Linked DNA regions of Mus musculus: regions 1, 2 and 4 are each linked to region 3. Evidence: chromatin loops called from intact Hi-C (ENCODE). Cell type or tissue: left cerebral cortex. All regions are shown on one strand.

What was found. A loop is a pair of places that touch in the nucleus more often than their neighbours do. Peaks named below come from ENCODE experiments on the same cell type or tissue, not always from the same donor. Only the 100,000 strongest peaks of a DNase experiment are listed, where the experiment ranks them.
Region 1: it touches region 3 in a loop (2.1-fold over the local background); 6 of 42 quality-filtered maps call a loop at or near these places.
Region 2: it touches region 3 in a loop (14-fold over the local background); 6 of 42 quality-filtered maps call a loop at or near these places.
Region 4: a loop joins it to region 3, with 2.5 times the contacts of the local background. A loop is called at or near these places in 9 of 42 quality-filtered maps.

The regions. Positions count from the first base shown.
Region 1 is chr2:85,411,927-85,419,926 of GRCm38, forward strand. It overlaps Olfr993 (olfactory receptor 993), which reads right to left and starts at 2,951. Exons shown (of 1, transcript NM_146435.1): 1 at 2,007-2,951. The coding sequence starts at 2,951. The coding sequence ends at 2,007. In left cerebral cortex, no CTCF peak of the experiment used is centred here; no DNase peak of the experiment used is centred here.
Region 2 is chr2:85,421,327-85,429,326 of GRCm38, forward strand. No RefSeq gene overlaps it. Among named protein-coding and RNA genes, the nearest start is that of Gm23716, 5.2 kb to the left of the region's middle. In left cerebral cortex, no CTCF peak of the experiment used is centred here; a DNase peak (open chromatin) is centred at 4,760; H3K27ac peaks cover 675 bases.
Region 3 is chr2:85,279,766-85,287,765 of GRCm38, forward strand. No RefSeq gene overlaps it. Among named protein-coding and RNA genes, the nearest start is that of Olfr987, 48 kb to the right of the region's middle. In left cerebral cortex, a CTCF peak has its summit at 4,091 (motif pointing right); DNase peaks (open chromatin) are centred at 5,100, 5,488 and 5,780; H3K27ac peaks cover 1,227 bases.
Region 4 is chr2:85,558,336-85,566,335 of GRCm38, forward strand. No RefSeq gene overlaps it. Among named protein-coding and RNA genes, the nearest start is that of Olfr996, 17 kb to the right of the region's middle. In left cerebral cortex, a CTCF peak has its summit at 3,061 (motif pointing left); DNase peaks (open chromatin) are centred at 2,107 and 3,055.

The DNA of each region.
Region 1 (8,000 bases), 130 kb after region 3:
AATTCTTTGTTTAGCTCTGAGCCCCATTTTTTAGTGGGGTTATTTGATTTTCTGGAGTCTACTTTCTTGAATTCTTTATATATATTGGATATTAGTCCCCTATCTGATTTAGGATTGGTAAAGATCCTTTCCCAATCTGTTGGTGGCTTTTTGCCTTATTCACAGTGTCTTTTGCCTTACAGAATCTTTGCAATTTGTCAATTCTCCATCTTACAGCACAAGACATTGATGTTCTGTTCAGGAATTTTTCCACTGTGCCCCTATCTTCGAGGCTTTTCCCCACTTTCTCCTCTTAAATTTTAGTGTCTCTGGTTTTATGTGGAGTTCCTTGATCCACTTAGACTTGAGCTTTGTACAAGGAGATAAGAATGGATCAATTCACATTCTTCTACATGATAACTGCTAGTTGAGCCAGCACCATTTATTGAAAAAGCTGTCTTAATTTTACTGGATGGTTTTAGTTCCTTTTCAAAGATCAAGTGCCCATAGGTATGTGGGCTCATTTCTTGGTCTTCAATTCTATTCCATTGATCTACCTGTCTGTCATTGTACTAGTATCATGCAGTTTTTATCACAATTACTCTGTAGTACAGCTTGCGGTCAGGCATGGTGATTCTACCAGAGGTTCTTTTATTGTTGAGAATAATTTTTTATATCCTAGGTTTTTTGTTATTTCAAACGAATTTGCAAATTGCCCTTTCTAACTAGGTGAAGAATTGAGTTGGAATTTTGATGGGGATTACACTGAATCTGTAGATTGTTTTCAGCAATATAGCCATTTTGACTATATTAATCCTGCCAATCCATGAGCATGGGAGATATTTCCATCTTCTGAGATCTCCTTTGATTTCTTTCTTCAGAGAGTTGGAGTTATTATCATATAGATCTTTCACTTCCGTAGTTAGAATCATGCCAAGGTATTTTATATTTTTTGTGACTATTGTGAAGGGTGTTGCTTCCCTAATTTCTTTCTCAGCCTGTTTATCCTTTGTGTAGAGAAAGGCCACTGATTTTCTTTGCCCCCCCCTTTTTTTCTGTTAATAAGAGAACTGTCAGCAGAGAGACTTGAGTGCCAGTATGGCACTTCATACAATGCAGTATCTGAAGCCAGTTTCTTGGCACACTACAAAGCAGTAGGTTTCTGTTTTGTCTATTCTAAAGCAGTTTGTCTGCATAAAATTGATGTGTATAATTTTTGTAAATGAATGATTAAGGTTATATTTTTAGTGCCATCTCTCTCTAGATTATCTCGCTTGGGATAAAAATAGAAAGCAGTTAATAGGGAAGATTAAGGTAGATTGAAAAATACAGAAGGTACTAAGTGAAAAAATAAGTATAAAGTGCTAAGGAATGTAATAATGATGAGAACGTGAGATGGGAGGGACAGGTTGAATTGTAAGACATTTAAAAATAAATATATTTATTTCATATTCAGATTACTGAAGTAATTTGAATAGAATTTACAAAAGACCCCATGGTAAACAATTTATGAATCTATATTCAGGTAGGAGATAAAAATGAATCTAAATGTTAATGTTTACTATATACAGTAAAATATATTTCTAGAGATTAAAGAAATGGTTCTCATTTTAGTACAGTTTATTATTTTGTTGTTACTTAATAACTGTAATTTTGCTACTGTTATAAATTGTAATGCAAATATGTGATATACAATCCCTGAAAGGTTCACTACCCTCAGGCTCAGAACCACTACTTTAAAGTACTTAAAATATTTGAAAGAGTATTTCATAAAGAATATTTTTAAAAGTATATTTTTCAATATCTAAAATAATCCTCATAAAGTCCTCTTCATGACAGTGTGAAACATAAATTTCAAACTATGAGTTCTAAATATGTTCAGGAGAAGTAATTGAATATTTCATATATTATATGGTTAGATGCATTAATAGGTGCAGTCACCATTTAAGAACTCACGACTTCAAATTTCATAATTATTATGCTATAGCTGAACAGTTATACTAATTATTTGACATGGTGAATTTTTATTATTGTGTGTCAAATCTAAATAACTTTTTCTTTGTCAATTTTATAGCATCTTTGACCTCCTTGTTTCTCAGGCTGTAGATCAGAGGATTCAGCATGGGAATCACAATGCCATAAAACACAGAGGCCACTTTCATATTCTCCTCGGAATTGTCCGAATGAGGCTGTAAGTACATGTAAGCAAGGGTTCCATAGAAGATGGTGACTGCTGTCAGGTGGGAGGCACACGTGGAGAAGGTTTTCTTCCTCCCTGCAGTAGAGGACATCTTTAAGATGGCAGCCATGATGTACATGTAGGAGAAGATAACAACCAGCACAGTGAATATCAGGTTAAATCCAACAAAGATAACAAGAATCTTGATATTGGTCTCAATGTTGGAGCAGGAAAGGCTAATAATTGGGGGCACATCACAGAAAAAGTGATTGATGTGATTAGATTTACAGTATGACAATGAAAATGTAAAGCCTGTGTGTACTGAAGAATTTATTGATCCAATGAGATAGGAGCCAGCTACCATCTGGATGCAGACTTTTCGGGACATGAGTATGGGATAACGAAGTGGTTTGCAGATGGCTACATAGCGGTCCACTGCCATAGCTGCCAGGAGATAACAGTCACAAGTAGCAAAGATTGCGTAGATCAGTAATTGCACTACACATCCTCCAAATGATATGTATCTGTCTTCTACTACAAAGGTTTGTAGCATCTTGGGAGTAATAGCAGATGTATAACAGATATCAACAAAGGCCAGATGTTGTAGGAAGAAGTACATGGGGGTCTGAAGTCTGGAGTCAGTGTGGATTAGAAGAATCATCCCAGTGTTACCCACCATGGATGTCATGTAAATGATAAGAAACACAATGAAGAGGAAACACTGAATATCATGTTGGACTCCAAATCCCAGGAGATAGAAGCCCTTGACTTCAGTCTCATTGTATTGTATCATTGTCACTGAAAATTCTGAGAACACTAAGAAAAGGAGGGACAAAGAAGAAAATCTCAGTAATTTAATTTTTAATATATTAAGTCTGTTCCATTTTTATTAATTTTATAGTAGTTGACTTTTTCTAACAAGCACTCATAATATTTGTCAATTTTCAGAGTCTTATATATATATATATATATACATATATATATATTTGAAATGAAGTCTCTATAAATTAATGTACTTGAGCCATTATTTTTCTTTAAAAAAGTAAAAATATCCCTATTTACAGATAATGTGCTCTATACTCAAAAGACCACACAGACTCTACCAGAAAATCATTTCAGTAAGCACTTTCACTAAAATTGCAGGATACAAACTCAACATACAAAATTAGTAGTCTTTATATATGCACACTGAAATTTTAAAAATCAAACAGGAAAAATAATCATTCACAATAGATTAAACTGTATCTAGGAATAAATGTAAGCATGGAAATGAAAACTTTAAGGCAAGGTGGGAAGAAACTCAAGAATATGCTAGATATAGAACAATATTCCATACTCCTGGATTGGTAGAACTAATTTGTGAAAAGTCTATATTACCAAAGATTTTCTATAGACTCAACACAACACCCACCAAAATTCTAATTATGTCATTCACAGTAGCAGGAAAAACAAAATTCATCCAAGAACACAAAAGCCAACTACGGCCAAAGAAATCATAAGTAGAAAGGACACATCTGGTGGTATTATCACACCTGACCTCACCATGGAACCATAGTGACAAAAAGCCTGGGACAGCACAAAAACAGAAGCATAGAAGCAAGGAGGAGATAGAAGCACAGACCAATAGAACGTAGAATCATGGAATAGATCAATAGAACACAGAACCGAGGAAGAAACAGAAGCATAGACCAATAGAACATAGAACTGAGGAAGAAACAAGCATAAACCAAAAGAACCTAGAACCGAGGGATAGACAGAAGGATAGACCAATAGACAATAGAAATGAGGAATAGACAGAAGCATAGACCAATAGAACACAGAACAGAGGGATAGATAGAATCATAGACCAATAGAACATAGAACCAAGGGATAGACCCATGAAGTCATGATCATCTGATTTTTGATAAAGGTGTCAAAACTTTTTGGAAAAGAAAGTCCATTCAACAAATTGTACAGACAAAACTGGGTGCCTACCTGTATTAAAAGTAAAATTAGATTCATATTTTGCATGCTGCACAATGTCATATAAGTAGATCAAAGAACATTGACGCCACAAATGCTAAGCTTGAGAAAATGGACAAAATGCTTCAATATTTAAGTATTCACAAGAACTCTCTGAATATAATTCCAGTAGAACAAGAAGTATCCAGAAGAACTAACTAATGTGGCAACATGAAATTAATAAGCTTCTATATGGCAAAGGAGACTATGAGCAGAGTAAACAGACAGGAAATAGGAAAAAAACCTTCAGTTGTACCTATGTACTGACAAGGGTACCTAAGCACACTCAGTTATATCTATGTGTTGACAAGGGTCAATATATAGAATATATAAAGAACTTAAAATACTAAACATTAAGACTCCTAAACTTCTAAGTAACAAATGTGCTAATAATTATAACAGATGTTCTTAGAAGAAATAAAAGTTGTCAATACACTTTAAAAGTTTTGAATATACCTAGCTATCAAAGAAATACAAATTAAAACTGCTATGAGATTCCATCTCATTGTAGAAAGAACGGGCATCAAGAAAAGAGAGAGAACAAATAATGCCAAAGAGTAGGGAAAGAGGACCCTTATTTACTGCTTGTGTGAGTGTAACATAGTAATGACATTTTGTAAATCTGTATGGAGAGTTTTGAAAACCAAAACCAATCAAAATGCAGTGTGTGGACAGTGACAATGTATACATCTACAAAACATGCCTGCTCTGAAGGCTCAAGGAATAGTGCAGCAGAAGAGCAGACAGCTTCTAAGAGCCAGAAGAACAGGGACTTTGATGTGAGACTGAGTCTCATAGTCACACCAGAAGTGACACCCATAAAGTCTTACCAACATGATTGCCTAAATAGGAGCTGAACAAGAATGACACCAATGTACATGCCAAAGTAGAAAGAGCAAAGACCATAAGGCCTAAACCCTATGCAAAGAACTATAGCTAATGAAGGAAAGCTAGGAGTGGTATTCCCAGGGAAGTTCACAGCAATTGGTTGTCCAGAGCCAAAGAGCCAGCCTTGAAACCATACATATAAGTAACAATATATGAACTGAGCAGGTTGTATTTATAAAACATCTGTATACACATACACATATGCATTCAATAACAGTTAGTGAAAAAAGGGGTCATGAATTTGAATGATATACAGGATTAGAGGGAGGAAATGGAAGAAAGAAATGTTGAAATTATATTAACTCAAAAATAATAATGAAGTAGAATTACTGAAATATGTATTTAGATCATTCCAGAACACACACTTAGAGAACTACGTATGTCGTCATAGATAAACTTACACATCCATGCTTATTGTTCTCATATTCATAACAGCAAAAATGGAAGCAGTCTAGATGATCAACAGACCAATGGATTATGAATTTATGATAAATATATTCAATGGATATTTATTTATCAGTAGAATAATTGAAGATAAATGGATAATAGAAAAAAAGCCCTATACAAATAGTATGAAAAAAACCTAGTTCCTAATATGTCGGATAACTTTCAAAGATGCATTTCTCATTATTCAATACATGGTCATGACTTTTAAAAAGTTCAGCCTCCTCACAGTCAGCTATTGGATGGATCACAGGGCTCCCAATGGAGGAGCTAGAGAAAGTACCCAAGGAGCTAAAGAGATCTGCAACCCTATAGGTGGAACAACAATATGAACTAACCAGTACCCCGGAGCTCTTGACTCTAGCTGTGTATGTATCAAAAGATGGCCTAGTCGGCCATCACTGGAAAGAGAGGCCCATTGGACATGCAAACTTTATATGCCCCAGTACAGGGGAACGCCAGGGCCAAAAAGGGGGAGTGGGTGGGTAGGGGAGTGGGGGTGGGTGGGTATGGGGGACTTTTGGTATAGCATTGGAAATGTAAATGAAATAAATACCTAATAAAAAATGGAAAAGGAAAAAAAAAAAGAAAAACATCTCACCTATAAATCTAAACATTTTGTAGTGTGGGGGAGGGTATGGGGGACTTTTGGGATAGCATTGGAAATGTAATTGAGGAAAATACGTAATAAAAAATATTAAAATTTTTTTAAAAAGTTTAACTTGTATGAATAGAAGGGATATTTTGTATTTGATGAAGAACATCTACAAATATGAATATTTGCCTTCTTGGAGAAACACATTACCGTCAATGCCATTCCTTATGCTTATGGAAATTCAAGTTAGTAAAATGAAGGAAGAAGAGGAATCAAATTCATACATGTTAGGAACAATACACATGTGTATATTTGTAGGTGACATAAACAATTCAGAAGATCCCAAGGAATCTACCCTCATCTAGAGTTCACAAGTTACTCCAGCAAAGCTTCAGAACACAAGATGACTATAAAGAAATCAGCTCCCTGCATACTAGTATTGGAAGATGGGAGATGAAATTAAAAGTCTCCTTTTGAGTCACTAAAGTAGAATACTTAGGTATAAATGTAGTCATATCTGTGTAGGATTAGTATGAAGAAACTCAGAAAGCACAGATGAATGAAACCAAAGATCTACATACAGAGACAAACTATGTGGTCTAAAAAGCTTAGCATAATGAGATGTTAATCTGTCTGAAATTGATACATAATAGACATAATTCCCAATCTGTCAGATTTTTTTCTAGATATATGAGAGACTATTCTCTAATTTATATGGAAGGGAAAAGTTGTTATACTACCTAAGCAAGACTTCCCAAAGAATAAAGTATAATGAGGTAATAACCTTGTTGTCAAGATTTATCTGTGCATTGTAGAAGTACACACTGTGCTATTGGTGGATGAGCTGAAACACAGATGAAGAGTAGAGGAAGCCAGAAAACAGTATACATAGGTCTAGCCCATTGATTTTTACAAAAAATGCAAACGCCATTCAGTAGGATGCAGAATGCTTGATCATTTCAGGGTAAAAATCATGTAATATGAAATTTACATCATAAATCAAAGCAAACTCAAAATAGATCATATATTTAAAGCTAACACAAGAGACGTGATTTTTTTTTTCAAGACATGGTTTCTTTGTGTAGCCTTGGAACTCACTCTGTAGGCCAGGCTGTCTTTGAACTCAGAGATCAGCCTGCCTCTGACTTCCAATTGCTGGGATTAGAGGCATGTTCACATCACCCAAGTAAGCTATTACTTTTTAGTAAAATAATATAAGGTAAAATATTGAAATCAGAGAACATAGCAGAGAGTTCTTAGACATTATATGCAAAAGTTTCATCATGTTGTATAAGATGTAACAATTGAGAAAAACTGGGCAGTATAGATTAATAGGTATAAATAAGTAAATCGAGCCTAATGAAAATATTCAACTAACAAAAACAAAGAGTCTGAAAAGGCAAACTCCATGGGAGAAAAGATGTTCATAACTCATTGCTGAAAAAAGAATCATAGCCAAGCTACATAAAGAACTCTCAAAATGTATTAAAGGCATATAGTGTCAACTGGTTGGAAAATGACATATTTGCTCTCATGTTAATTTCATTTCCCAGACATTTAGATTATTTTTATTAGATATTTTCTTCATTTACATTTCAAATGCTATCTCGAAAGTCCCCTATACTCTCCCCCTGCCTTGTTCCCCAACCCACCCACTTCCTCTAAGCCCTAAGCATTTTGTTTCATCACCAGTGATGGAAAGCCCCCTCCTGCTTTTGTGAGCCATGCTGGACTCTGACAAAGGTCCTTTGCTTTGTCAGTTCCTTCACACACTGAAGATGTGTTGTAACTGGTGGTGAGCCTGGGCTTGCTTTGTCTTACTTACACCGGAGTTGCTCCAATTCACTGACTGGAGCCGGAGATCGCTGATTGCCTACCAAGTCTCTCTTGAGTGTTTTTTCCTCTGTGGGGAGT
Region 2 (8,000 bases), 140 kb after region 3:
GAATACTTGGAAGGCAGCCCCTGCACCTCACTTGGGCAGCACAGTAGAGGTGGCCCTAATGGCAAAAGCACAGGTGAGTCATTCCTGAGAGGGTGAGAGCAGTAGAGCTGTCCCAGCCCCTCACAGGCTGTAGCACTTTTTAAAAAATAACTCCTCTAGTATGACATCTAGCTTTCATAGTCTCTGGTGAGAATTCTGGTGTGATTCTGATAGTTCTGTCTTTCTATGTTACTTGGCCTTTTTCACTTACTGCTTTTAATATTCTTCTTTTGTTTTGTGCATTTGGTGTTTTGATTATTATGTGACAGGAGGAATTTCTTTTCTGGCTCAATCTATTTAGAGTTCTGTAGACTTCTTGTATGTTCATGGTCATCTCTTTCTTTAGGTTAGAGAAGTTTTCTTCTATAATTTTGTTTATATGCTGGCCCTTTAAGCAGGGAATCTTCATTCTCTTCTATACCTACTATTCTTAGGTTTGGTCTTTTCATTGTGTCCTGAATTTCCTGGATGTTTTGGGTTAGGACCTTTTGGGATTTTGTGTTTTCTTTGATTGTTGTGTCAATGTTTTCTTTGTATCTTCTCATCTGAGATTCTCTCTTCTATGTCTTGTATTCTGTTGGTGATGCTTGCATCTATGACTCCTGATCTCTTTCCTAGGTTTTTTGTCTTCAGAGTTCTCTCCCTTTGTGATTTCTTTATTGTTTCTAGCTCCATTTTTAGATCCTGTATGGTTTTGTTCAAATACTTCACCTGTTTGGTTGTGTTTTTCTATAATCCCTTAACAGATTTTTCTCTTTCTTCTTTAAGGGCTTCTAGCTGTTTACCCATGTTCTCCTGTATTTCTTTAAGGGAGTTATTTATGTCCTTCTTAGAGTCCTCTATCATAGTCACAAGGTGTGTTTTTAAATGAGAGTCTTGCATTTTCAGTGGGATATCCAGGACTTGCTGTGGTGGGAGAACTGGGTTCTGATGATGTCATGTAGCCTTGGTTTCTGTTGCGTATGCTCTTTCCTTTGCCTCTTGCCATCTGGTTTTCAGATGTTAGCTAGTCTTGCTGTCTCTGACTAGAGCTTGTTCCACCTGTGGGCCTGCAAGCCTGTGATCCCCCCCACCCCCCAGAAAAAGGAGTCTCCAAAAAAGATATCCTTTTATTCTCATAAAATAGAGGAGGGTTATCACACTTAGACATACATTACAAAATCAATGTTAAAAGATGTCTTCATTTGAAACGAAGCAAAAGATGTCTTCATTTGCAACTGAAAGCAACAGAAAAACAAAGCAAATTGGAATAATACTTTAATACTGAAACAGTGGTACTTCAATCACTTTTAATTCATGTTTCATTCTAGAATGCCTTAAAAAGTATAAAATAATTATAACTATAAAATAAGTCAGGCTGGAGAAATGGCTCAGCAGTTAAGAGCACTGACTGTTCTTCCAGAGGTCCTGAGTTCAATTCCCAGCAACCACATGGTGGCTCTTCTGGTGTGTCTAAAGACAGCTACAGTGTACTCATATACATAAAATAAATAAATAAATAAATAAATAAATAAATAAATAAATATTAAAACTGTGCCATTACAAACAATATAAAATATATAATTTGTAATACCAATAATATATAAATGATGAGAAACAAAGTATAGACAATTTGTATACATCTGAAAGTAAGTTAATGTAACCTTTTTTTTTCAATTTTTTATTAGATATTTTCTTCATTTACATTTCAAATGCTATCTGGAAAGTCCCCTATAACTTCCACCCGCCCTGCTCCCCAACGCACCCACTCCTGCTTCCTGGCCCTGGAATTCCCCTGTACTGGGACATATAAAGTATACAAGACCAAGGGGCCTCTCTTCCCAATGATGGCCAACTAGGCCATCTTCTGCTACATATGCAGCTAGAGACATGAGCTCTGGGGGTACTGGTTAGTTCATATTATTGTTCTACCTACAGGGTAGCAGACCCCTTGTGCTCCTTGGGAACTTTCTCTAGCTCCTCCATTAGTGGCCCTGTGTTCCATCCAATAGATGATTATGAGCATCCACTTCTGTATTTGCCAGGCACTGGCATAGCCTCACCAGAGACAGCTATATCAGGGTCCTTTCAGCAAAATCTTGCTGGCATATGCAATAGTGTCTGCATTTGGTGGCTGATTATGGGATGGATCTTCGGTGGGGCAGTCTCTGGATGGTTCATCCTTTCGTCTCAGCTCCAAACTTTGACTCTGTAACTCCTTCCATGGGTATTTTGTTCCCTATTCTAAGGAATGGAGTATCCATGCTTTGGTCTTCCTTCTTTTTGATTTTCTTGTGTTTTGCAAATTGTATCTTGGATATTCTAAGTTTCTGGGCTAATATCCACTTATCAGTGAGTGCATATCAAGTGACTTCTTTTGTGATTGGGTTACCTCACTCAGGATAATATCCTCCAGATACATCCATTTGCCCAAGAATTTCATAAATTCATTGTTTTTAATAGCTGAGTAGTACTCCTTTCCCAATCTGTTGGTGGCCCTTTTGTCTCATTGACAGTATCTTCAAGGCTTTTCCCCACTTTCTCAACAATAAAAGAACCTCTGGTGGAATCACCATGCCTGAACTCAAGCTGAATTACAGAGTAATTGTGATAAAAACTGCATGATACTGGTACAGCAACAGACAGGTAGACCAAGGACAAGTCTATGTGGATCAAGGAAATCCACATAAAACCAGAGCCACTGAAACTTATAGAGGAAAAATTTTGGGAAAAACCTTGAAGATATCAGCACAGGAGAAAAATTCTTGAACAGAGCAGCAATGGCTTGTGCTGTAAGATCGAGAATTGACAAATGGGACCTCATAAAATTGCAAAGCTTCTGTAAGGCAAAAGACACTGTCAATAAGACAAAAAGGCCACCAACTGATTGGGAAAGGATCTTTACCTATCCTAAATCAGATAGAGGACTAATATCCAATATATATAAAGAACTCAAGAAGATGGACTCCAGAAAATCAAATAACCCTATTAAAATGTGGGGTACCGAGCTAAACAAAGAATTCTCACCTGAGGAATGCTGAATGGCTGAGAAGCACCTAAAAATGTTCAAAATCCTTAATAATCAGGGAAATGCAAATCAAAACAACCCTGAGATTCCACCTCACACCAGTCAGAATGGCTAAGATCAAAAATTCAGGTGACTGCAGATGCTGGCGAGGATGTGGAGGAAGAGGAACACTCCTCCATTGTTGGTGGGAGTGCAGGCTTGTACAACCACTCTGGAAATCAGTCTGGCAGTTCTTTAGAAAACTTGACATAGTACTACCAGAGGATCCAGAAATACCACTCCTGGGTGTATACCCAGAAGATATTCTAACCTGTAATAAGGACACATGCTCCACTATGTTCATAGCAGCCTTATTTATAACAACCAGAAGCTGGAAAGAGCCCAGGTGTCTCTCAACAGAAGAATGGATACAGAAAATGTGGTACATTTACACAATGGAGTACTACGCAGCTATTAAAAATAACGAATTTATGAAATTCTTAGGCAAATGGATGGATCTGGAGGATATCAAACTGAGTGAGATAACCCAATCACAAAATAACACACGTGATATGCACTCACTGATAAGTGGATATTAGCCCAGACGCTCAGAATACCCAAGATACAATTCAAAAATCACATGAAACTCATGAAGAAGGAAGACCAAAGTGTGGATACTTTGATCCTTCTTAGAAGGGGGAACAAAATACCCATGGAAGGATTTACAGAGGCAAAGTGTGGAGCAGAGACTGAAGGAATGACCATCTATAGACAGCCTCATCTTGGGATACATCCCATAAACAATCACTAAACCCAGACACTATTATGGATGCTAACAAGTGCTTGCTGATAGGAGCCTGATATAGCTGACTCCTGAGAAGCTCTGCCAGTGCCTGACAAATACAGAAGCAGATGCTCACAGTCACCCCTTGGATGGAGCACAGGGTCCCCCAATGTAGGAGCTAGAGAAAGGACCCCAGGAGCTGAAGGGGTTTGCAGCCCCATAGGAGAACAACAATATGAACTGACCAGTACCACCAGAGCTCCCAGGGACTAAACCACCAACAAAAGAAAACACATTGTGGGACCCATGGCTCTAGCTGCATATGTAGCAGAGGATGGCCTAGTAGGTTATCAATGGGAGGAGTTGCCCTTGGTCCTGTGAAGGTTCTATGTTCCAGTATAGGGGAATGCCAGGGCCAGGAAGTAGGGGTGGGTGGGTTGGTGAGCAGGAGGAGGGGGAGGGGATGGGGGTTTTGGAGGGGAAACCAGGAAAGCCTTTAACATTTTAAAATGTAAATAAAGAAAATATCTAATAAAAAAATTTAAAGAAAGAAAGAAAGAAAGAAAGAAAGAAAGAAAGAAAGAAAGAAAGAAAGAAAGAAAGAAAGAAAGAGGCAATGGACCCAAAGAAAGTATTGAATCAGGGAAGTGAGTTCTGCTATCCTATGTCTGGGGAATAAATTCAATTAGACTGATATATTGCCCTCTAAATACTTTAGGGCTTAAAACTCTCTCTTTCAAAATCACATTGAGTCATTTCTTCACGAACATCATTGCCATCATTTTTCTACCAATACATGATTCCTTAAGCTCCAAGAATAAATAAAATTTCTCCATATCTCTATCAGTCCTGGTGTGAATCATTTTACTTTTTCAAGCAGCACCTCAAAAATTCCATCCAGCATCTATTCACTACCCACACCCAAAGCTGCTTTCCTATTTTTAAATACTTGAAACAGATGCCCTTCACTCTGTGTAAAAATTTCAGAGAGTCTGGGCTGCTATAACAAGCTACTATAGCCTAGGTTGTTTCTAAGCAACAGAAATTTGTTCTTCACAGATTTGGAGAGTAAAAGACTGAAATTAGGACATCAAATTGATTAGGTTCTGGCAGGGGTTAACTTCAGAAATGCAGACTGAAAATTTCCCATGGTAACTTCAGCAGCAAAGGAAGAGAAGAGAGGGGAATAGAGTATTGTTTTTTGTTTTTTGTTTGTTTTTTAATGTAGTTTAAAAGGCCATAATCCTCATTCATTAGAGTATCTTACAACCTTATGTACACCCAATAACTGCAATTTCTTTTTTTTTTAATTTATTTATTTTACATCCTGATCACAGCCCCACTCTCCATCTCTCCTCTACTCCTAGTACCACTCTTACAAATTCTTCCTCCCTTTATTATTTCCTCTCCTTCTCCTCAGAGAAGCTGAACCCCCTCCCACTCCTACTCTTTGGGTACCACTCCACCCTGGGACATCCAGTTGCAGGCCTAAGCACATCCTCATCCACTGAAGCCAAACAAGGTAGTCCAGTTAAGGGAAGGGGATCCAGTGTCAGAAAACAGTCCAAGACAGCCCCAACTCTAATTGTAAAGGGAGCCACATTAAGTCCAAGCTACACATCTGCTACAAATGTAGGGGGACAAGGTCCAGCCACAGCATGCTCTTTGGTTGGTGGTTCAGTCCCCCGGAGCCCCCATGAACCCAGGTTAGTTGACTCTGTAGGTCTTCTTGTGGTGTCCTTGACCCCTGCAGCTCACTCAAATTCTATATTCTACTCTTTTCATGGACTCCTTGATCTAGTAAGCTATATCCAAGTTGTACAGAGAGCTCCAGGGGTACAGCTTTTGTGAATAGTCACCCTCATATTCTGTTTTCTTTATTACTTTTATTTCAATTTTCATGTCTTAAATGGTTTTATTTATTTCCTTCACCTGTTTAATTGTATTTTTCTGTGTTTCTTTAAGGGATTTATTAGTTTTTTCTTTAAAAGCATCTATCAGCTTTTTTGTTTGTTTGTTTGTTTTTGTTTTTTGTTTTTTGGGTTTTTTTTTCGAGACAGAGTTTCTCTGTATAGCCCTGGCTGTCCTGGAACTCACTTTGTAGACCAGGCTGGTCTCGAACTCAGAAATCCACCTACCTCTGCTCCCCAGTGCTGTTGGGATTAAAGGCGTGTGCCACCATGCCTGGCATCTATCAGCTTTTTAAGGTTGGATTTAAGGTCATTTTCTTGCTCTTTGGGTGTGTAAGAGTATCCAGGACTGGCTGTAGTGGGACAGCTGTGCTCTGAAGTTTTCAAATTGCCCTAGCTCTCACTATTTGTGTTCTCATGCTGGTCTTTAGCTATCTGGTTATCCCTGGATGTTCCTGGTGTAGCAGATATCCAGAAGGCGGGCCTAATCTGAATGTTCTCCATGCAGCAGGCTTCTGGTGGGCAACCTTGGACTACAAGTTCTTGGTGTGTCAGGCCTGGATGTTCCTTTTGAGGTAGGACTGGTGGAAGCCAGCAGAGTAGTTGTCATGAAGCTCAGGGGACAGCATGCAGCTAGATTAGGGTAGCAGGATATGCCCTGGAGCATCTCAGGTTCAACATATGGAAATCCATCAACCTAATCCACTGTGTAAACAAACTCAAAGGGGGAAAAAAACCACATGATCATTTCATTAGATGCTGAGAAAGCATTCGAAAAAAATCCAACACCCGTTCATGATAAAAGTCTTGGAAAGATCAGGAATTCAAGGCACATACCTAAACATAATCAAAGCAATCTACAGCAAACTAGTAGCCAACATCAAAATAAATGGAGAGAAACTTGAAGCAATTCGACTAAAATCAGGGACTAGACAAGGCTACCCACTCTCTCTCTACCTATTCAGTATAGTACTTGAAGTCCTAGCTAGATCAATCAGACAACAAAAGGAATTCAAAGGCATACAAATTGGAAAGGAAGAAGTCAAACTATCACTATTAGCAGATGATATGATAGTATACATAAGTGACCCCAAACATTCCATAAGAGAACTCCTAAATCTGATAAACAACTTCAGCAAAGTAGTAGGATATAAAATTACCTCAAATAAATCAGTGGCCTTTCTCTACACAAAGGATAAACAGGCTGAGAAAGAAATTAGGGAAAAAACACCCTTCACAATAGTCACAAATAATATAAAATACCTTGGTGTAAGGAGTTGAGGGGTTTGCAGCTCCATAAGAGCATTAGTATGAACTAACCAGTATCCCCAGAGCTCCTTGTGACTAAACCATCAATCAAAGAAAACACATGGTGGGACTGGTGGCACTAGCTGCATATGTAGCAGAGGATGGCCTAGTTGGTCAGCAATAGGAGGAGAGGCCCTAGGTCCTGTAAAGGTTCTATGCCTCAATATAGGGGACTGCCATGGCCAAAAATGGGAGTGGGTAGGTTGGGGAGAAGGGGGAGGGAAGAGGGGATAGGGGATTTTCAGAGGGCAAACTAGGAAAGGGTATAACATTTGAAATGTAAATAAAGAAAATATCTAATAAAAAATAGAAAAAAATACCTTGGTGTGACTCTAACTAAGGAAGTGAAAGATCTGTATGATAAGAACTTCAAGTCTCTGAAGAAAGAAATCAAAGATCTCAGAGGATGGAAAGACCTCCCATGCTCATGGATTGGCAGGATTAATATAGTAAAAATGCCATCTTGCCAAAAGCAATCAACAGATTCCATGCAATCCCCATCAAAATTCCAACTCAATTTTTCATAGATTTAGAAAGAGCAATTTCCAAATTCATCTGGAATAACAAAAAACTCAGGATAACAAAAACTATTCTCAACAATAAAACCATCTCCGGGCTTCACCATTCCTGACCTTAAGCTATACTACAGAGCAATTGTGATTAAAAACTGCATGGTTCAATTTCCATGTAGCTTACTAGGTCTAGGAGTTTCTTCTGGCCAGCTTGGATGGTTCAAGAGCCTGAACATACGTTCAGATCACTGATATGAGGTACAATATGGTACTACAGCTTTTCTGCTAATGGCTGATTTTTGACTAAAGGGTTCTTTGGTTCAACAGGAATTCCCATTGAGTTTCTATAGTTTATAGTGACTTATATAAACAAAAGAGATTCATATGTCTTTAAAAGTGGATATTTAAATTTTTAAGATGACTTCATTTAAATTTATCTCTATTGGAGACAAATAGGATAT
Region 3 (8,000 bases):
TTTAGGATTGCACTAGCTATCCAAGGTTTTCTGTTTCTCCTTATAAAGTTGAGAATTGCTCTTTCAACGGCTGTAAAGTATTGGAATTTCAACGGGGCTTGCATTGAATCTGTAGATTGCTTTTGTTAAGATGGCCATTTTCACTACGTTAATCTTACTGATTCAAGAGCATGGGAGAACTTCCCATCTTCTGATATCATCCTCAATTTCTTTCTTCAGAGACTTGAAGTTCTTGTCATACAGGTCTTTTAATTTCTTGGTTAGAGTTACACCATGGTATCTTATATATTTTTTGTGGCTCCTTTGAAGGATGATGTTTCCTTAATTTTTTTTCATTCTATTTATTGTTTGTATATAAGAGGGCTACTGATGTTTTTGAATTAATTTTATATCCAGCCACTTCACTGGAGGTGTTTTCCAGCTATGTAAGTTCCACTGTAGAATTTTTGGGGTTGATTATGTGACAATGTAGCCATCTGTAGCATCACTTGTGACAGGACTAAAAATGTCATGTCAAGGACAATCAGAATGGCTGTGGGTGGGCACCAAAGGCTTCTTTCTAGGTAAGCTCTGCTTTACTTTTAAAAACGTTTCTCTTCTGTATCATTACTTATTGCTGTTATCTGTATGATCAATACCTATTGAGAATAGATAATGTGTCAGGATTTACTGCATGTCTAAGAAATACAGAACAAAGTCAAGACTGCTGGAGTAGAAGCTCTGAACCCAGCGCCTGACTCTCAGTTTATTTGATTTCCACAGAAGGTAGAAAACATTTCAGTTTTAACTCCGACAATTGTGAAGTTAGCATACAACGTTTAATGCAAGCTGAGACTAAAGTGGGAGTGGTTTGGAATACCATTCTGATGAGCTCAGTTGTATTTAAAGTGTTCAGACTTAATGTTTAATTAGGAAGAAAAGAAAAAAAAAGTAAGGATTATATGACTGAATAGAAGTAGACAGGAAAGGAGTCCCTTAAGAAGACAATAGGTACTGTAAGTTGTACATGTGTTTGCCTGAAAAAAGCACCCTGCTTAGGGCAGGTACATTAATTTTTCACTTTCCTAGGTCCAGAGGACAGAAAGCTGTTATCTCCACATATAGGAGATTTCCTCTTTAGTTCCCAGAGGAGCCAGAATTTACGTCAGCTCTTTTCTCTAATGAACAATAAAGTCTTAATTCCTCTGTCTTTTCTAAGATGCTAATGTGATAGGCTTTTAAAAGGCCCTGTTAAATTCCCAAGTCAGTAATTTGTATTTCACTTTTTCTCTGTTAACATGAGGCCATGTAAACATTTCCAGAATCAGCTCAATCTGCAAGTCCACTATTGTTTCTCGTTATGAAGTATTCCATCTGAGTTAATCCACCACTGTTTGTTTAGCCATTTTCCTATTGTTGCCCATTTGGGCTTTTTCCAGTCGCTAATTATTATGAATGGGCTTTAAAAATGGGCTGGTGCTAGACAGCTGCAGGACTGGGTCACTGCTGCTCTGTTATCACAGTCCCAGGATGCAGGCATGCTCAGTCTTCCTGATCTCCTTCCCAACACTGTTCTGATAAAAGCATTTGAGCTCTGAGAACATTCCAAATGAGTCACTCAGAGTCTGTCCTTTACTCCGTCTCCTCTTCAACGGTGTCAGTTAAGAAATTTTAGGACCATGCCTGTAAATCTTCACACACACACTATCTTGACTTCAGTTGGTTTTCAAGGAAACGTTTTTTTTTTTTTTTAAAGATTTATTTATTATATGTAAGTACACTGTAGCTGTCTTCAGACACTCCAGAAGAGGGCACCAGATCTTGTTACGGATGGTTATGAGCCACCATGTGGTTGCTGGGATTTGAACTCTGGACCTTCGGAAGAGCAGTCGGGTGCTCTTACCCACTGAGCCATCTCACCAGCCCAAGGAAACGTTTCTTTTCTCTCCACTGATACATTATTTTGTTGAAAATAAGTAGTTTGGGATTCGCCAGTGAGATGGCTTGGTGGGCACGTGCTCAGTGTGGATGCCCGATGACCTGTGTTTGACCCTGGGACCCATGTGAAGGCAGATGGACAAAAGGAACTCCATAAAGTTGTCCTTTGATCTCTACAAACATGTGGCACATGTGTGTGTGTCCTCACATCCACACAATAATAAGTAAAAATAAATAAGTTTGGAAATGCTTAGTTATTTAATATTTTAAACTTAGCATCATGATATAAAATGTAAAAATATATGTATGAAGCACAAGACTTTCTTCCCAAGGTTTACCATTACACAGAATATGCATTATATAAAAGTTGGAAAATACAAAACATAGATGAGACAGAGGGAAAAAAACACATTAATCTTTCTTGCGCGCGCTCGACTCGACCAGCAAGAACGACGCTGCAACAGGATCCTTCTGCACACGTTTATTGGGAGAGCTTGATTGCAGAGGCGAAAAGACTTTTTGCCCAGAGCTGGTGCTGCTTTTATAGGCCTAGGAGAGGCGTGTCTCATACCCTGATTGGTTATGCACTAAGCCTCATTTGCATGTTCCTCATCTGATTGGCTACTCTCTCTCAGTACCTCACTGAGCCTCATTATCATACCTCATTTGCATGTCTCACATCCGATTGGTTATACTCTCAGTACCTTACAGAACCTCATTATCATGCCTGGGCCAGGCAGTGTTTTTGCAAAAAACTTTACTGCATATGTACACATTGGTTGTTTGTCCAATCTTATGCATGGTGGCCAGCAGTAGTCAGTGCCACTCAGCAACGGCACATGTGGCTTCCCACAAATCTTCCAGCATTTCTTCCCATAACTAATACATGATATGTTCTTTTCCAGTCTCCTCTGTGTAGATTGCTTTTTACATGCAGCTACTTCGAACAGTTTTAAATTTTTAATCATTCCAGAATTATTTTTAGGATGCATGGGAGATGGAAGGAGTTTAGTGCAATCAGAGTTCTCAGGTAGAATTACTCCCATGGGCCAGTCTGTCCTGGTCTCTTTTATAGTGGATGATTCTGACAAAGTCCCATCAAATGATTTTTCCTTTCAGCATCTAGGGTCTCCCGTGTGGCAGGTAAGCACTCTCCCAATAGACTCCATCTGCATCCTTTGATTTCTATGAGGCTCCCCACACTACAAGTCCTCTAAACTTTACTAAAACATTACACTTCTGTACTTCACATGGTCAGTCAGAGACGGGAGCGAGAGTATGGTTTTGATCACTTTGGAAGCTTCTGTCTAAATCAGTGCAAGGGGAATGAGTTTGAGATGTGTTATGCAAGGTAGGATTCTTTTTTGGAGATTCTCTGGCTAGTGTACAAGGAGGTCTAGAAATATCTGAGGAAACCTTTTTGGTAAACTTTTTTCATTGCACAGGTATACATGCTTGTGGTAATGGGGTCAACGGCTGTAACTTTCCAGGATTTACCAGAGGCCCTCAGTAAACTTTTAGAGCTATGTCTGATCTACCATTTCTCTAGGCTTGTCTGAAGTGGCCCTCTGAAGGCTGTGAGAAGAAGCCCTGGTCCTCTCTGTACTTTACCTTCTCTATTGGTCAGCACAGGTCCGAAAACCTCTTTCTAGTTTTCCTCTCCCTGTGTAGTCTTGGGTACATAACATATGCCCTGTAACTCTATTCTCTTTTTCAAAAAGATTAGCAGTAGCAACAGGATTTTATTTAATGTATTTTTTCCAGGCATTTCTTTAAACACTTATAGCTGATGCTCTCATTTCAATATTCTTAATAATTTTGTGAAAGAAACACTATTATTCCCTTTCTTTTATAAATAAATGAATATGCACAGAGAGACTGACTTACCTATCTATGATAATACAACTGTATGTTGTAGTTGAAATCCAAAGTCACATGGACTGCCTCTAAATATCAAACCTCACCCCCCTAAGAAAACAATCACTTATATTATTTCTATCACACTAACAACAATGGCAATATTATGGTTAGTGTACTATTTGAAGGCATGCACAGTATGGTTGAGCCTAAACACCAAGTAAATCATTTAACTGATGGGACCTTGTGATTCCTCACTTTACCAACAGAGGGCAGTAATGGTGTCCATGTCAAGGGGTTAAAAGATTTAAATGGAGGTCAGGAGAGGTGGCCCAGAGTACTTAACCAAGAGTACTGACTGCTCTTCCAGAGGTCTTGGGTTCAATTCCCAGCAACCACACGGTGGCTCACAACTATCTATAATGGGATCTGTTGCCCTCTTGTGGTGTCTCTGAAGAAAGCCACAGTGTACTCACATACATAAATAAATCTTTAAAAAAAAAAAAAAAAAAAAAACAACTTTTGCCGGGTGTGGTGGAGCACGCCTTTAATCCCAGCACTCGGGAGGCAGAGGCAGGCGGATTTCTGAGTTCGAGGCCAGCCTGGTCTACAAAGTGAGACCAGGACAGCCAGAGCTATAAAGAGAAACCCTGTCTCGAAAAACAAAAAAAAAAAAAAAAAAAAAAAAAAAAAAAAAAAAAAGAAAAAAAAGAAAAAAAAGATTTAAATGAACTGGGCTTGTGCTACAGGGTGGATTTATTTTTCTTTGATAAGACAAATATCGCTGATTATATTAATAATTTTTAAACTGTATATAGCTCCTATGATTAAGCACACTCTTGTGTTTACATAAATTTGGACTGTTTTGATTTTCTGTAGCTTGCTTAGTCCAGAATTTGGCTTAGTATAACTATTCATTCCTTACCTTCGTCCATTCCTACTCCTCCCCGACCAGCCTCCACAAGCTAAGAGAACACAGAGATTTCAGTCACTTATTTTGTATAGCTGGAGAGAAAGAGCATGAACATTCTGCCACAGTTTCTTCACCTAGGAAGGCAGAACGAGCAGATTACCCACCTAGTAGGTGTTTGTAAAGGATTTGACCTTCAAGAAGCTGCAGACTACCTCTCACCGTGTCAATTGCTCAGCACACAGTAGTGAGAGTTTTTATTTTATTGCCACTGTCCCTGGAAAGAACCTGCTTGCCTGGGTGCAGAGGAACAGGAGGCTGGCTCCAGCTCCAGATGGCTGCTCTCCTCTGTTCCCTGCTGCCAGCTCAGCAGTGTGTGCTTGGGAGAGACGGGACAATAGTCAGGGAGAGGAGGAGGGAGGTCTTCGAGAGCCCAAATGGCTTTTTGTTCCATAAAAAGCCTGGAATCAGGCTGCCATAGCGGCCTGGGTATTTTTGTGTCTTTGTAGCTTCTATTTCGAGTGTAAAGTTGGCGTGGGAGTGTTTTCCTTTATTTCAGGCCATAAGTAGTTGTTGAGCAACAGCTGTTTTAAAAGATAATCTTTGAGGTACTGAGATGTGGCTTGAAGAAACATTTTTTTAAAAAAATATATCTTATTTATTGCCTGCCTTTATTTTACTATTATTATTTTTGCATGCACTCAGGATGTCATTTCCCTGAAGTCTCTTCAGACCTTAATTCTTGGCTTTCAGCACCAGTTGAAACGACATTACTCCCTTCCTGACACCTCTCACTCACAGAGGAGCTTGCCTTGCTTCCCTCTGACAATGTGAATGGCATGTTGATAGGCTTGATTTCATTACTCTGACTTGACTGATGGTTGTTTCTAAAGAAGCCATGCCTCACTCACCTTGACCTTGGGTTCCTGAATGATTCAGGCTTTTCTCATTATCCTTAAGTAGAAAGAATGATCATGAAATTTTCTCTTTGCTAACATTAGGCACCCTATTTCTTTGGGAACGATTCTAAGTTGGGGTGAGGGTAGGGGGATGAGGGAGTGAGAGGGTGGGAGTTGGAAGGCACAGCCTCATCTCCTGTCCATATGCAGAGGCCATGAAGATATCTCTGTTGTCTGTTCTTTGGCTGGTAGAACACAGACAGAATCTTGGCTGGATTTCTCTGCCTCATGCCTCCTACATCTTATTCCTAGCCTCTATTTTATTTTTAAATTTTTTTTTTTTTTTTTTTTTTTTTTTACCAAATTGGAATACAGTAGAAAATTTACTTTCTGTTTGAGTAAACCAATCCTGTTTAATTGAATCTGTTGTTTGTCATTACAACCCATAATTCTTCCTAGGAGAATTTCATATTCTTCTGAGAATTTCATAGATGTTTATAAACTTCAGTTTGCTGAAATTTCATGATTTATGCCTTTGCAGCTCTTTGGAGTTTGTTTTGGTACCAAAGTCAGATTCCCACCCATTTCCACTTTCTGTTTATATAAATATTGCTTCTTTCCAGCTACAGTGATTGGTTTAGGGATGGACATATAACTGGGCCAATGAAATTCAGACTAGGTAGTTTTGGACTTTTGAGGAAGGAGATGATCTCATGGTACCAAAGTTTGTTATTTTTGCTGGGACTGTTAAGACAATACAATATAAAGAAGAATTTCCCAGGGATCACCAGGAAGGAGAGTTGATCTGAGAATTCCATCATATAGAGGAAAGTGAAGCTGAGAGTTGAAGAAAAGAAATCCTTGATGATTTTGCTTGGGATGTGGGTTGAATTGTGCCCAGTGGTAAATTTAACTCCTGACACGTACAAAACAGATACCTCACACCAAAGCAGCTATGAGCATGCCTCATGTATTAGTTTTTTGGGGGTTGTCAGCAAAAGTACTATTAATACAACCTGGGAGGCTTAAAATAACAGAAACAATTGTTTCATAACCCAGAGGTTAGATGTCCCAATTCAGAGACAGACTCATGGATAGGAACTGAGTTGTGCTTCCATCAATGTATTGAAGCTATAACTTTTTTTTGCAAAGGAGTTTCATTTTTGAAAATATCATATGTGCATTCAATGAAGTATGATCTCATTTACCCCAAATTACTTTTCTAAACATGCTCCTCCCAACTTTGTTTCTCCCCCTCCCTCTGATAGTCTAAGTCTAGTTAGTGCTGCCAATATATTCATAGGTGCAACCACCCTCTGCAGCATAAACAATACCTTAGAAAAGAATGAGCCACACCTTAGAAAAGAATGAGTCTCCCTTCCCCAGCAACTCTCCACTGTCTGGAGGTCAGCTATTTCATCTATGACGGGATTTTGGGTGGCTTGATTTGGTTCAGGTCTTACATCCAGTAAACAGCATTTCATGGCATCCAAACCTCATCCTCTATCTCTTACATTCTACTCATATTATCTTCTGTGATGACCCTTGGGCTTTGGTGAGGGTGGTTTGATATAGGTGCCCTGTTTAGAGCTGAATACTCAGTGTCTTAGTCTCAGTATTTTAAGCAGTTATATCTCTCTTTTGACTGGTACCCACTACATAAAGAAACTTCTCTGACAATGCTTGAGAGCAACCAGGTCTCTGGATATACACATAAATATATAGAAGGCATTTGACAGTGACCATTTATTAAAATAATAAAATAGTAGGTTATACCTGAGGGAACCTACAATGCCCTCCTATCCAAGGACTATTGATAGTAATTACTATGTCAGGTATGAAAATTTCCCTCTTGTAGATCAGATCTCTAATCCAACCAGAAAGTGATTAGTTACCCTATAACACTCATGCTGCTGGTACACCAGTGGACACGACTTGCCTGGCAGGTTGATATTGCAGCATACAGTGTCCAGTGCTGAGTAAGACCACTGATTTTCTCCCCCCTCAGTAACCTGCTCAATACCTTCTAATACTGTGAAGCTAGCCAGCAAGAAATTTACCTATTGTTTTGAGTTTCATTTCTCTGTGTCTTACAGCTAAATGTATGGAATTTTTAGCAAAACGTATCTTACTGTGTAGTTATGGTGGGTAACCAAGGGCGACAGTAATAGCTTACATTGTCTTGGAGACTTCTGGGGTCTTCTTGACACCAGAGGTAACCCATGCTTTGTATTGTAATTCCCATTTAATAGCTGCTATCTTCTTGGAGAAGCCCTAACTCTTCATGTAACTGTGTTTGGAAATAGAACCAATAAGGAATTGATCAAGGTCACATAAGCATATAAAAACGAGGTCTTTATCAGGTAAGATTAATATCCTTATGAGTAGAAACCTTAGAGGACTCTCCTTCTCATCCA
Region 4 (8,000 bases), 280 kb after region 3:
GCTACATCTGGGTCCTTTCGATAAAATCTTGCTAGTGTATGCAATGGTTTCAGCGTTTGTATCTGAATCCCATTTTTTAATGGGGTTATTTGATTTTCTGGAGTCCACCTTCTTGAGTTCTTTATATATATTGGATATTAGTTCTCTATCTGATTTAGGATAGGTAAAGATCCTTTCCCAATCTGTTGGTGGCCTTTTAGTCTTATTGACGGTGTCTTTTTCCTGTCTTTTTTCCACTGGATGATTTTAGCTCTTTTGTCAAAGATCAAGTGACCATAGGTGTGTGGGTTCATCTCTGGGTCTTCAATTCTATTCCATTGGTCTACTTCTCTGTTGCTATACCAATACCATGAAATTTTTATCACAATTGCTCTGTAGTACAGCTTTAGGTTGGGCATGGTGATTCCACCAGAGGTTCTTTTATCCTTGAGAAGAGTTTTTGCTATCCTAGGTGTTTTGTTATTCCAGATGAATCTGGAGATTGGCCTTTCTAATTCATTGAAGAATTGAGTTGGAATTTTGAGGGGATTGCATTGAGTCTGTAGATTGCTTTTGGCAAGATAGCCATTTTTATTATATTGATCCTGCCAATCCATGAGCATGGGGGATCTTTCCATCTTCTGAGATCTTCTTTAATTTCTTTCTTTAGAGACTTGAAGTTCTTTTTTATTTATGTTGGGTAATTTTTTATTATGTATTTTCCTCAATTACATTTCCAAATTATAGTGCTGTCCTGAAAGCTTTACAGTCTACCTTAGTAGCTAAGGGTCGTAGTATTCAGTCTTAACTACGGTTAAGAATCAAAGTAGGCTATTGGTGAAGGACTGGGAGATAATTCTCCTCCTAGTGCCCAAGAGAAAAACATAACTGGGAGAGACAATAGTAGTCAACTTCAGTGTGATGTGCCAGTGTTTATCACTCTCAAATCCAGCCTCAATGGTAAGGGTGGGTATTAATATCAGCTAAGGACCGGAGTAGCCAAGAAGAACTCAGAAACCTTCTGATCCCTCCATAGGGCTAAAAGAGCAACACTGAAATAGGGGAAAGGTAGGAGATGAACATATTTTCCCCATGATTCCTTTAACTGCTTACTCTTTAATTGTCCTCCTTGAATTTGGGGGAAGGACTAGCTGTATGTATAAACATACAAATACTCACAGCAAGCTTATTTCTCTCTCTCTCTCTCTCTCTCTCTCTGTGTGTGTGTGTGTGTGTGTGTGTGTGTATGTGTGTGTGTGTGATGCTGAGGTCACAGTTGGATGTCTTGCCTCGCCACTTTCTATTTTTTGGTGTTTGTCTGTTTGTTTGTTTGCCTTGTGTTTTGACCCAGTGTCTCTCACTGAACCGGGAGCTCAGTGTTTTGCCTACACTGCCCCGCTAGTGACTGCAGGGATCATCCTGAGTCTTCTCACACCTGGAATTGCTCGAATTTTGCTTTTTTACATAGATATGGGGGCCCTGAATTCAGTTCCTTGCTTTTAGCCACTGAACCATTTACCCATCCTACCATTTACAAATATGCTATGATACATCACATCCTGTTGTTTGATATTTTGTGAAACATATAGAAACAGCTGGACTGGTCCCCCTTCCAGAAATTCTTCCACAAGAGCATTCATTAATCACATCATAAAAGATTAACATTCATTAATCACATCATAAAAGAAACCAGAAAACTAACCGATTATAAATATCTCTTGACATAAAACATACTTTTGCTTTAAAGAGCTACTTAAAAATTGAGTGATTGGTAAAATATCTCACAGACACATTCACATTCGAAATGTAACAAGTGGATAAAATCCCACGGTAAGCAATGTTATTTTAAACACAATGTCAGAAACTGACAGACAGCAGGTGAGTCACACAGAAGTTAAAGGAGGAGGCCTGGATAATTTCACAGTAACTTCAAACAGTATCTATGGACCTTTGTGACCATTAGCTGATGATGTTAGAACCTGTTAAGAATCGTGCACACTTATCTAATATAAGTTGGGATCCACTTTATGAGCAAGTACATCTTATATAATTTATATTTAGTTCACTGTGACAACCGGGAACTCTGCCACCAAACAGCCACGTGATCATGGGTTGGGAGAAGTATATGAAAAGTTCACTTCCTTGTTTGTAAAAGTGAGAAGTTAGATTCTATTAACCGTGGCCTGCTCTCTTGTTAAATGTCTTCTATGTCTATGAATAAGTCAATCAACTGAAGATACCTGACTAGGAAGGGACAGGATTTCTGTGAACTTGTTCAGATTAACCACTTTTCCTTCTCTTGACAAAAGGAAAGAGAGTTGTGGCATAAGGATCCATATGTCACATTTGATTGGGAAAAAAATGTGTGACATTTTTAGTTGACATTTTATTTGGCACAGAGCAATATTAGACCAAGTTTACTTCCTTTTGGACTATACTTCACAAACTGACCTTGACATTCATTCTGATATCATCTGACTGTTCTTACGAGTTGGAGAGAGATTACACAAAAATTGCTTCATGCAGACTGTGAAGTAGGTGGGTATTTGCATTTTTTGCAGAGGAAACAAATAAAATATCTAATGCAAATCAGCTGAGTGTCGTCTGAGGTAGCAGCTTGATCATGGAAAGGTAAGTCTCATGACCTATAGGTAACATAAACAGAAATTAAATGGTGACTAAAGGATCTCACAAAAATATTTAGTTTGGAGAACTATAGTCTAGGGCCTAACTAGAGTTTCAGAAACATACTCTAGCTTCTTGTGAGAAATTGGATTCATGGGTGCTGAGATAATATTTTATGATAATATTTTTATGTGCAAATATTATCATGAGATGATATCTCTGCAAACCAACGAACAATGAGTTTGTTGTTATTATGGATATAAAATTTCAACATTTTAGAAATCTTATTTTAAAGATATTAGTAAAATTCATAATCAGGGTATTTATAGTTAGGAAAAAGAGATCTGTGTCATGGTCTGAATATTGGTGATTGAATTTCATGTTTCCGCTGTGATTTGAAGCAGGCAGGCCATTGAGATCTCTTTGTGTGTGGATGCGTTGCCACCTTCTGGTCATTAGTTGTAATTACATAGCAAGCTTTCAAAGGCTGCTGCAAAGGTGGGATTCCCAGTTTGCATTTCTTAGAGCCTGAGATGATGATTCCTTTGAATAATGTGCTCAGGAGGTAAACGGAGGCACAGTACTGAGGAAATGACAAATGGGAAAGGTGATTAATAAAAGTAACTGCTACCACGTAACTGAGGTTTAGTGTCTGTTGACAGCTTGAAACATCTCGGAATAAACCTATTGAAAAAGGAGGGTTGGGATGAATGTACATCAGGTCTCATCAGTCATTCCCTTATGGAAGCACTTGGGGATTGTTAACTACTGGACACTCTAGGACTTCCACGGAGGTGCCAGTGATAACTGTTAAGCAGAAAATGCAAGATTCATCCATCTAAATTCGAAGGGACTGGAACTATCCCCTCTTTTTTTTTTAAATATTTTTTATTATTACGTATTTTCCTCAATTACATTTAGAGTGCTATCCCAAAAGTCCCCCATACCCTCCGCCCCACTTCCCTACCCACCCATTCCCATTTTTTTGGCCCTGGCATTCCCCTGTACTGGGGCATATAAAGTTTGCAAGTCCAATGGGCCTCTCTTTCCAGTGATGGCTGACTAGGCCATCTTTTGATACATATGCTGCTAGAGTCAAGAGCTCCGGGGTACTGGTTAGTTCATAATGTTGTTCCACCTACAGGGTTGCAGATCTCTTTAGCTCCTTGGGTACTTTCTCTGGCTCCTCCATTGGGGGCCCTGTGATCCATCCAATAGCTGACTGTGAGCATCCACTTCTGTGTTTGCTAGGCCCCGGCCTAGTCTCACAAGAGACAGCTATATCAGGGTCCTTTCAGCCAACGCTTGCTAGTGTATGCAATGGTGTCATCGTTTGGAGGCTAGTTATGGGATGGATCCCTGGATATGGCAGTCTCTAGATGGTCCATCCTTTTGTCTCAGCTCCAAACTTTGTCTCTGTAACTCCTTCCATGGGTGATTGTTTCCAATTCTAAGAAGGGGCAAAGTGTCCACACTTTGGTCTTCGTTCTTCTTCAGTTTCATGTAGACATTTCAAGTAATTGTGAGACAGGTTACTTCTATTTCCATCTCTGGATATCAAGCCAACATAGTGACAGTTTCACCGTGGGAAACTGTCCTAATCATTCTGTTATCCCAAATAATGACACTAATGCTATTTATGAGCCATTTTAGCATTTAGTTTGCCAGTGGCTTCTGTACATGTGTCCTGAATCAGAGTGTATTAGGTTCCTGCTCATGTATCTGTTTCTCTTTTGTGTGTGTGTGTGTTGTGTGCGCGTGTGCGTGTGTGCACTCGTTCATGTGCACATGCACATGAGCAAGTGCACTGGGTGTCTCCAACCTTGCTTCACTGTGTTTTGAGAAAATGTCTTTCACTAACACCAAAGCTAGACAGACTGGCTAGCGAGCTGGAGGGATATAGCTGTCTTCCCCTCCACAGTGTTAGGGTTATAGGTGCATGCCACTCTGAGTGCCTTTTTACCTGGATATTGGGGTTCTGAACTCAGATCTTTATGTTTGTGCTGTAGATATTTCACTTTCTAGGCTGTTTACACTAATCCCCTTGCTGTTATCTTCTTGTCTCTGGTCTGAGGTTGTTTTTAGGTGGAATACTATGATGATACTTTACATACTTTGTGAGGTTTCAGATTTAATGACAGCTGAAGGCTGGGAGAGTATGAACCAGGCCTGGCATTTGTGTTAATGCCAATAAAATAAAATGGTTGTTTTCCTATTATGTGTGGTGGCAAATGAAATAAATAAACCTAACACCATGCGCATGGTTAGTTTTCTCATAGGATAAGGCCTTACCATTGTGCCTGGATCACTCTTTTATTGACAAAATAGCTGTTTAGTGTCATCAGTCTCAGAAAATTGATTTGCCTTGAAGAGAATGAGCACCGGAGCATATGTTTATATGAAGCCTCACCCTGCATCTACAGTTACCCCGATAATAGAGTCATTGTGATAGCATTGAGGAGGCTGAGGGCAGAAGCCAGTTGCTGTCACCTGCTTAAGTCATCCTGTCAACCCCATCCCATGATTTCTGCTAAGAGTGATATGGATTGACATTGATTTGAAATTGAAAAGTATATGTGCCTATATAGTTCTAGTCACACACTTCTCATTCAGATTATTTGTCTCTGATCTTTCATAATAGCTTCTTCAAGCTTCTGACCAGAAATTAAGAGCATTTATAATATCTAGAAGTCTGATAATATTTTTTTAGCAAAGTCTTCTTTTTTCTCCATAAGCACAATGCGTTCTTTTAGAAAGCTCACACCATAAAGCTTAGTTCAAAGTATCCTTTGTAAGAGCAGGGTTTTAAATATTCCAGGGCAGGACCATAAATTTGGGCTGACATCATTTTCAAATGAGTATAAAAATGATTTTACCCTACACATCTTAGGAACCAAGGAGATGAGGAGAGAAAGAGATTAATTTTAATCTCACGTTGCGAAGCAATTATGGTAGCAAAACCACTCATAATTCTGAAAAAATTCAAATTTCAAAATTTCAAATGTTCACTAATATTACTGGTGAAGACAGGCAAGAACTCCCAACAAAATACTAGCAAACCAAGCCCCATAGCAAATAAAAAGAATCACTCACTTGGTCAAGTGAGATTTTGACATAAGATATGAAAATACTACAAAATAAATAAGTAGACATGATTCCCCACAACAGTGAAGCAAATGTCAAAACTGCATATAGCAAAATAGAAAAGACATTTGAGGAAATCCAGTGTTGCTTCACAATTTCAAATGTTCAACAGGTTGGGTGTGGAGTAGTTAAATGTCAGGATAACAGAGACCTTGTATGACAAACTCTTAGTATCATAGTCACTGGAGAAAACCTGAAAACATTTCCTCAAATTTTGAAGACCTGGCTGGGACCCATCCTACCTCCTAGAACCTCTCTTGTTGCTCAGTTCCACCAAGACAACATAACATGTGCACACACACACACACACACACACACACACACACACACACACACACACACACACACATTGGTATTGGTGGTTTGAGTATGCTTGGCCCAGGGAGCGGCATTCTTTGAAAGTGTGGCCTTGTTGGAGTAGGTGTGTCAGTGTGGGTGTGGGCTTTAAGACCCTCATCCTAGCTGCCTGGAAGACAGTCTTCTCCTAGTTGCTTTCAGAACAAGAGGTAAAACTTTTATTTCCTCCAGAAAAATGTCTGCCTGGATGCTGCCATGCTTCCTGGCATAATGATAATGGACTAAACCTTTGAACTTGTAAGCAAGCGCCAATTAAATGTTGATCTTTGTAAGAGTTGCCATGGTCATGCTGTGTCTTCACAGCAGTAAAACCCTAAGACAGTAAGTTGGTACCAAAAGGAGGGCATTGCTGTGATAGGTCTGACCATGCTTTTGATTGGAAGAATGTGGGTTTGGGGACGTTGGATTTGGAGTGCAGTGGGATGCTTTAAGAGGAGCTTAGTGGGCTATCCTAGTAGGAATATGGAAGATTGTTGCTGAGGGTGATTTGAAATGGGGAAGCCTGCCTATAGAGGTTTCAGGGGAGAAGAATTTTAGCATGTGTCTGAGAAGCTGTTCTTATAACATTTTGGTGAAGAATGTCTGAAGAGTCTATCTGAGGCTAAGGTGAAGAGATTTATATTAATTGCATTGACAAAGGAAGTCTCAAGCCCAACAGAGACTCTGCTCTCTGGTTAAGTCTCACGAAGAACATTTTGCATAAACATAGCAAGCTTAGAAAGCAAAAATATAAAATGTGTGGTTCAAATAATAAAGAGGGACCAGGAAGTGAAATGAAGCTGAGTTATGTGTTCAAGGAGATAAACAGATTAAGAGAGTGGTGATTTGGGGGTGGAGGAGAGATCTTACCCAGCTAAACTTATTGTTTATGCCGTTGCCATTGGACAAGGAATGGTTATATCATATTAGATGGTGTTGTTACTTGATTATTGTTTTAACTTGGACTTTTACTCTGGACTGAGCTACAATCGAAAATGAAAGACACAAGCTTTTGATCTGGATCTGGAGGCATAGTAGCCACGAAGAGCTTAGTCCTAGGCAAGGTGGCACAGGCACAGGTCAAAAATAGAGGGGACTACTGGGACAATTGGTACTGGTTAGCTGGAGCTAAGAAATTAGCAACGATTAAGAAGAGACAAGCATCATTGAGGTGAAATCTTCTGGGAATTGTTTCTTGAGAGCACAAAGAAGCTGTGTCCCAAAGATAGCCAAGGTTGTACCTCATGCTTCAGCTATACTTGGTAATGTGTGAGAATCACCTATGTGGTACTGGTTTTGAAGGTACAAGGGGGTCATGGAGAGCAGCTGAGGCTCGGCACTGTGAGAGGCTAGGGAAGGTCATTGGTGAAGGTGCAGCCTCAGTTGTAGTTAATGGCCGAGGACTGAAAAAGGAGGTAAAGATTGGAAGACCACTTTGACATATAACATAGAGACACAGTTTGGAATTTGGCCAACTGGTTTCCAGTCTTGCTTTGGGGATTACAGTTAAGTGATTGGATGAATATCAGATGAGACTGTGAACTTTGGACTCCCTTAAAGAAATACACGTGAACACAGGTTAAACAGCTAGAATCCCTTAAAAAGGAAACACAAAAAACCCTTAAAGAATTACAGGGAAAATGTGGGTCCTGAACAACTGGAATGAGGGCTATCCCAATAGCTGTTGACTGTCTGTGGGATATGTTCTTCTAGCTAGGCTGCCTTGTCTGGTCTCAGTGGAAGAGGATGTACCTAGCCTCACAGGGACTTGATGTGTCAGGGTGTGATACCTAGGAGGACCACAGGAACCCTTATCATGAGTTCTCTTCAGTGGCTTCCTGTCAAGGCTGCTGGGTGATGGTGGTATAATTTTTAAAATGTGTTTATATTGAAGAAGGATTAAATCAAGCCAATTA